2 separate regions of the Homo sapiens genome follow, and region 2 is linked to region 1. A link is a contact called in ENCODE Hi-C data. All regions are on one chromosome and are shown on one strand. Each heading gives the region's core, a stretch centred on a gene start or an enhancer-like site at or near the end of the contact. The rest is flanking DNA. Distances are from core to core; before and after follow the strand shown. Region 1 has its middle 24 kb from the start of ACKR3. Region 2 overlaps RAMP1 (receptor activity modifying protein 1).

Region 1 (2,964 bases), core at 274-2,773:
TCAGTGGCTTCCTGTCGGAGCAGGTCGGAGAAAATGACTGCTAGGTCTGGAGGCAGGGAGACCAGTGCCAGGGCTGGGGGGCTGCTGTGCGAGCACAGGCCCTGCAAGGCTGAGGGCTCGTAGCTTGGGTTGGAGAGCTCAGGGCAGGCTGGAGAGATGCCTGAAGGCCTGAGTCGATGGGAATAGGGACGAGCAGATGTTGAAGACGAAGGCAGAATGAAGACGGTCCCCGGGATTCTGGGCTGAGCCCCTGGATGGATGGTGGTCTTGTAACCGAGCTGAGGGAATAAAAGGAAAAGTGGGGTCAGGGGGATAATGACTGGCTCAGACCAGGAATTCGAGGTACCAGGTTTTGTGCTTGGGAGAGAGATGTGGGCTAGATTTGGGAGAAAGTAGAGACACGGAGTGCAGGCAATTGTTTTAGAATCTTAGAAAGTATAACATAATATAGAAGACAGAATATGGAGTTTGTTGGTTTGCTTTTAATTGGGGACACTTGGATATATTTGTAGAAAACTCAGGCCACTAGTTTTCACTCCAAAGAGGAGAACTCTGGTCCACAGGTGGTGGCTGGCAACCAGGGCAGAGCAGAGGTGGGGAAGACACATGGCCCCCAAGGAGCCTGATATCTTGGGGCTGCCGGGCATGCTTGTTCACTATAGTCACTCAGGGTATTCGCCTTCACTGCCCTTGGATTCTGTGGGACACCCCGGGTCCTTTCTGTGCCTTCGTCATCTTTAGAAGCTTCCATGTGGCTGGGAGGGCTTCTGTTTCTAGCAACTGAAGGATGTGAGACAAACGCCCTGACTTCCAGGGGCTCTGTCGCCCAAGGGAGTTTGAGAGTTCGTGCCTGGTGGGCTCACTCACGGGTCTGAAATGCCCCCTCTGCTGGGATCCAGAGCCCTCCTTCTGTCACCCTGCCTAAGAAGACAACACCCAGGCTTTCCGCTTCATTTACCGTCTCAAAGTCACATCACGTAGAAACTCAGGGTTTCTATTTGACATTTCTTCCGCATTTGTGCAGATGTCTGTAGGAAAGACACATGCTACACCCCAGGATCTGGGAGCCAGAGTGCCACAGGCAGCCAATCAATGTTTAGACGATGATGTTCAAGGTATGGCAAGAAGAGTGCACAAAATATTAGGGCTCCGGGGAAGAATGAGTGTATCAAATCGTCAATAAAAGTGTGGCAGACGGACAAAATCAACTTTCAGTGCTGCACTTTACAACTTGGTTATGAAACACTACGATTTCATGGTATATGACACGGAATCTCTTCTATCTGGGGATGTAAAATAAAACCCCTGGGAATATACTTTACAGTTCTTATGGGGAGAGCTCACTGTGTTTTCCAAGCCAAATAAATTTATATTATTAGAAAGAGAAGTCATGTTTATTTATTAAATTATTTGCCTGGTTTAGTGTATCATTGTTGAATTTCACACACCGAAAACATACGGCGTAATGAGAATTGAAAAGCCCCAACTTTAAAGTCTGCGAGAAAGGAAATGAAGTTGTGGACAGCTGTTCTCTGTTTCTCAGCACGACTACAAAGGAGGGGCCACGTTTCACCACTGTAAGTTTTGCTTCCTTTTCAGAGACTCATTGCATGTATTCCTGGAGAAAATACAGGACCACGTTTTGTGAGTTGTGAAGCACCAACGATGCGATGTTTTGCTCCCGTACCAGAATTTTCTTTCTAACGATTCTTGGTCCCAGGAGAAGCTAGATAATTAGCTAAGTTTGTTGAATTTGTGATAGGAAGATGATTTTTTACATCGTTGTAGGCACAATGGGTACTTTGATGACAGGTGTGCCCCTGGGGGAAAAGGACCTCTTTGAGGCCTCCTTCTGGAAGGACGGCTTCTCAGGGCCCACTCACTGACACACACCTCTTGACTTCAGTGATCAATGAAGTTCCCCCTCTGTCTCTCTGAGTCCATCTCTCTCCACAAGGGCAGGGCTAGTTCACATTGTGATTTTTACTACATAGATACTTTTCCACTATAAATTTAATAAAATTTGTTGTCAGTTTTTGGTGGTTATAATGATAAATTAAATTTACAGGTATCAGAGTGTGCTCTGAGATTTAAATTGTAACATCCAAAGATGAGCAGACAGCCAGTCACCGTGGAGAGGGCGCTCAGGCCTGCCAGACGTGACCACCCTCCTGCCTGAAGCTTTACTCACTACAGGAAGAGAGGGTTGGAGAACCTGGGCAGCAGAGAGTGCGCAGAGCACCAGAGGCAAACAGATGTGGGCAGTGCCATCCAGACCCTGCCTGGGGATGGGGAGCCTCGTTCAGGGGACTGGGCGACCCAGCCCACTGGCAGGAAGGGCAAGGAGGCTGTGTTTCCTGTGACCGTTATGCAGGAGGCTCACTTAGCCCACTTCCTTTGCTCTGAATCCACCCCAGTGAAAGCATGTTCTCACTATGTTTTGGCTTCTCTCTAAGAGCTGCCTACAGGGAGAGAAAGGGGCTGGCCTTGGAGGTGGTTGTTCCCACTGTAAATCAATGCAGCATTGGCCCTGTGACTTTTGTCTTCCCCTGAACAGTACATCCTCTCTTGTCGGGCTTCAGCAGCATTGACTCTAGAGTCAGAGAGTTGGAGGTTGGTGGAGACTTCTTATTCCACCTGTCTTAGATGGCATCCATCACCCCTGTCCATAGACACACATTGTCATGATGACAGGTGGTTGTGAGACCTCAGCAATAATGATTCTAGAAACTGCAGAAAACCTAGTACAGTGTGAAGAAGGAAATAAAAGTTGCCCAGAGCCTCTTTATAGAGAGCTAATGACTGTTTACAAATATTATTCTTGTTTTTTTCTTCTTGCTTTTTAACATATTTCAAGTCCTACAGTATAAAAGTGTTAGTATACTTATGGAAGTTCAGGTCCTAACTGAGAAATGTTCTTTAGAGAGGCAAATTTATCTCTAGGCTTATCTGTCAAAGAATGTA
Region 2 (2,743 bases), core at 21-2,520, 1.4 Mb after region 1:
AACACTGAGCCCCGTTTCATCTGTCTTCCTCCTGTTTCCTTGAACCCTCCCAAGATTCTTTCTTTGGTGCGTTATTCATGTTGTTCCTTTTCCTGCAAGAGAGAGGCCTTTGTCCTCCTTGTTCAGCAAGCACCTAGTCAGTGGTAAAGTGCAATATTTAGCTGGTAACAAAGGTGTGGAATGGAATTGGCTTCCATGATTTGGCGAAGTATTTGCAAGAAGCCTATGGTGAGGCTTCTTGTTTACAGATCCACGTGTCTTAGTGGAAACCTCAGAAACACATGCTCTCGTGGATGCTGTCATTCTTCTTTTTTTGTTTGTTTTGGTTTTTTGGGGGGGGGTTTTGTTTTTTGTTTGTTTGTTTGTTTTTTGAGATGGGGTCTCGCTCTTTCTCCCAGGCTGGAGTGCAGTGGTGCAACCTCAGCTCACTGCAACCTCCACCTCCCGAGTTCAAGCCATTCTCCTGCCTCAGCCTCCTGAGTAGATGGGACCACAGGCGTGCACCACCACGCCCAGCTAATTTTTGTATTTTTAGTAGAGACTGGGTTTCACCATGTTGGCCAGGCTGGTCTCAAACTCCTGACCTCAGGTGATCCACCCTCCTCAGCCTCCCACAGTGCTGGGATTGCAGGCGGGAACCACTGTGCCTGGCCAGATGCTGTAATTCTTTGGAAAGGGATGGAGTTGGCATTTCCCCTTATGCTGTTGGGAAAATGGCTTTGCTAAGATGTCAGAAGTCCCTGTTAATACAACTTAAATAGATAAACCATAGTCAGAGCCTGGGGAAAATTCCTGTTTAACATATTCATTTGCATGCAGTGATGACACTTATTTCAAAGCATTCCTGTCTCAGCAATGCAGTAGGTCAAATGTGTAGGCATCCCTGGGCTGGCACAGGTACATAGGACTTCTAATGCTTGGCCTTTTCCCTAGTTTGATTGTACTCTCTGACCAGCCTGATTTAGGAAGGGTTTGATAGTACAATATCCGTCTTTCCCTCACGCGTGCTGCCAGTCCCAGGGGGATGGGAGCAGCCACTCACCCGTAGGAGTTCCAGGTGTGCACAGCTGGCTCAGAGCCTGCTGGCCCAGCACACATTTCCCAGGCCAGCACAGTGTGCTGAAGTGCTTTTCATCAAACAGTTAACAAGACTTCCTTATACATTTCCCCAGTGTCAAGAAAAACAAAAGGTGCCCAGTTCTCTGCTGCCTCCAGCAGTGCTGGGCAGAAGTGAGACAGGAAGCCAGGCTCCCGAGCTCACACACGCAGACGTAGGTGGGAAGCTACACTGCGTGGGCTTTCACATCCCCAGGGCCCGGGCTGAGGCCTCTTAAAGACAAGCTGGCCCTGTGCTTGCTCCACACCTGACGCACGCCAGGCCAGGCCACAGCGTGGCTCTCTGTCAACAGAGGAAGTGGCGCAGTAAGTGGCCAGCCCCTCCCTGCTTTGGAAAGGTCCCGCTATTCACAGAATCCTGGGTGTGAGCCCTGACACCAAAGGCAGAAACCACAAGGGAGAAGCCAGCCCTGGCTGCCTAAATGCGAAATAAGCCTGTTGCTGGCTGCCACGAAAATGCCACTGTGTTCCAGTCCTAAATGGGGTGCATGCTATTGGTTTGAGACAGTGATTTTTTTTTTTTCTTTGAGACTGGGTCACACTCTGTCACCCATGCTGGAGTGCAGTGGCATGATCTCCGCTCGCTGCAACCTCCGCCTCCCGGGTTCAAGCAATTCTCCTGCCTCAGCCTCCTGAGTAGCTGGGACTACAGGCACACGCTGCCACACCCAGCTAATTTTTTGTATTTTAGTAGAGATGGGGTTTCACCGTGTTGCCCAGGCTGGTCGCGAACTCCTGACCTCAGGTGACCCGCCCGCCTCGGCCTCCCAAAGTGCTGAGATTACAGGCGTGAGCCACTGCACCTGGCCGAGAGAGAGATTTTTATCACATGAAGAAAATAGCTTCTTTCTGTGTTTTCAAGGTTGTGGCTTTTTTAAAATCAGAAAAGAATATTGAGTTTTCTCAAATGCCTTCTCAATGCGTATTAAAATGACGGTACATTTTTTTCCCATGGTGTATTAAAGTGTGATTTTGTAGTAACAGGTTTAAAGCATTCCTGAAATTAGCCCTCCTTTAAATAAAATATGCTATGTGGCTAGATGAAGTTTGTTAGCATTGGGTAGGGGACTTGAGTGTCTATTTATAGGTGGAAGCGAAGGGCATCTGTTCCGTCCGTGTGCGCATGCGTTGAGACGCATGTCATGCCATCTCAAGAGGCTTGGGATCAGGGTTTGTTAACTTTTTTAAATGAACTGGGAAGCTGCACATCTTTTTCTTTCACTTTAAGAATTTGCAGTGGCTCACGCCTCCCACACCTGTAATCCCAGCACTTTGGAAGGCCGAGGTGGGAGGATCGCTTGAGCCCAGGAGTTTGAGACCAGCCTGAGCAACATAGTGAGAACCTGTCTCAATTAAAAAGAAAAAAAAAGAATTTGAAAGAACTGCCTGGGATCTAGTGCCTTTTGAAACAGCAATTCTTTAATAACATTTGCCATTTTTCTTCTTGGAATTCCTCCTTTTTAAGTCGATATTTGATAGTTTATAATTTAACCAAAAAGTATCCCAATTCACTGAGGATTTTCCAATTTTTAACAAACCTTTTTTACGTATTAATCTCTTATACTTCTTCTTTTTCTTTTCTGTTTTTTGTTTTTTGTTTATTTGTTTGTTTGTTTAGGACAGTGTC

Evidence for each region. Hi-C counts contacts between places; a loop is a spot of excess contacts on that map. Pooled maps may share reads with other maps.
Region 2: a loop to region 1 is called in a map with no recorded cell type, with 3 times the contacts of the local background. The contact joins two enhancer-like sites. A Hi-C loop is called at or near these places in 3 of 37 single-sample maps with no recorded cell type and 2 of 50 pooled maps.

Annotation. Positions count from the first base shown.
Region 1 is chr2:236,544,433-236,547,396 of GRCh38, forward strand. It overlaps a transcript of ACKR3 not described here. Among named protein-coding and RNA genes, the nearest start is that of ACKR3, 24 kb to the right of the region's middle. RefSeq lists enhancers at 691-820, 1,941-1,990. Within about 2 kb of position 1,524, at least 7 of the 41 ENCODE cell types and tissues checked have a DNase peak (open chromatin) inside an H3K27ac peak, as active enhancers do.
Region 2 is chr2:237,897,446-237,900,188 of GRCh38, forward strand. All of the region lies in intron 2 of RAMP1 (receptor activity modifying protein 1), which reads left to right. Among named protein-coding and RNA genes, the nearest start is that of RAMP1, 39 kb to the left of the region's middle. RefSeq lists enhancers at 1-1,510, 1,478-1,527, 1,608-1,717. Within about 2 kb of position 1,271, at least 29 of the 41 ENCODE cell types and tissues checked have a DNase peak (open chromatin) inside an H3K27ac peak, as active enhancers do.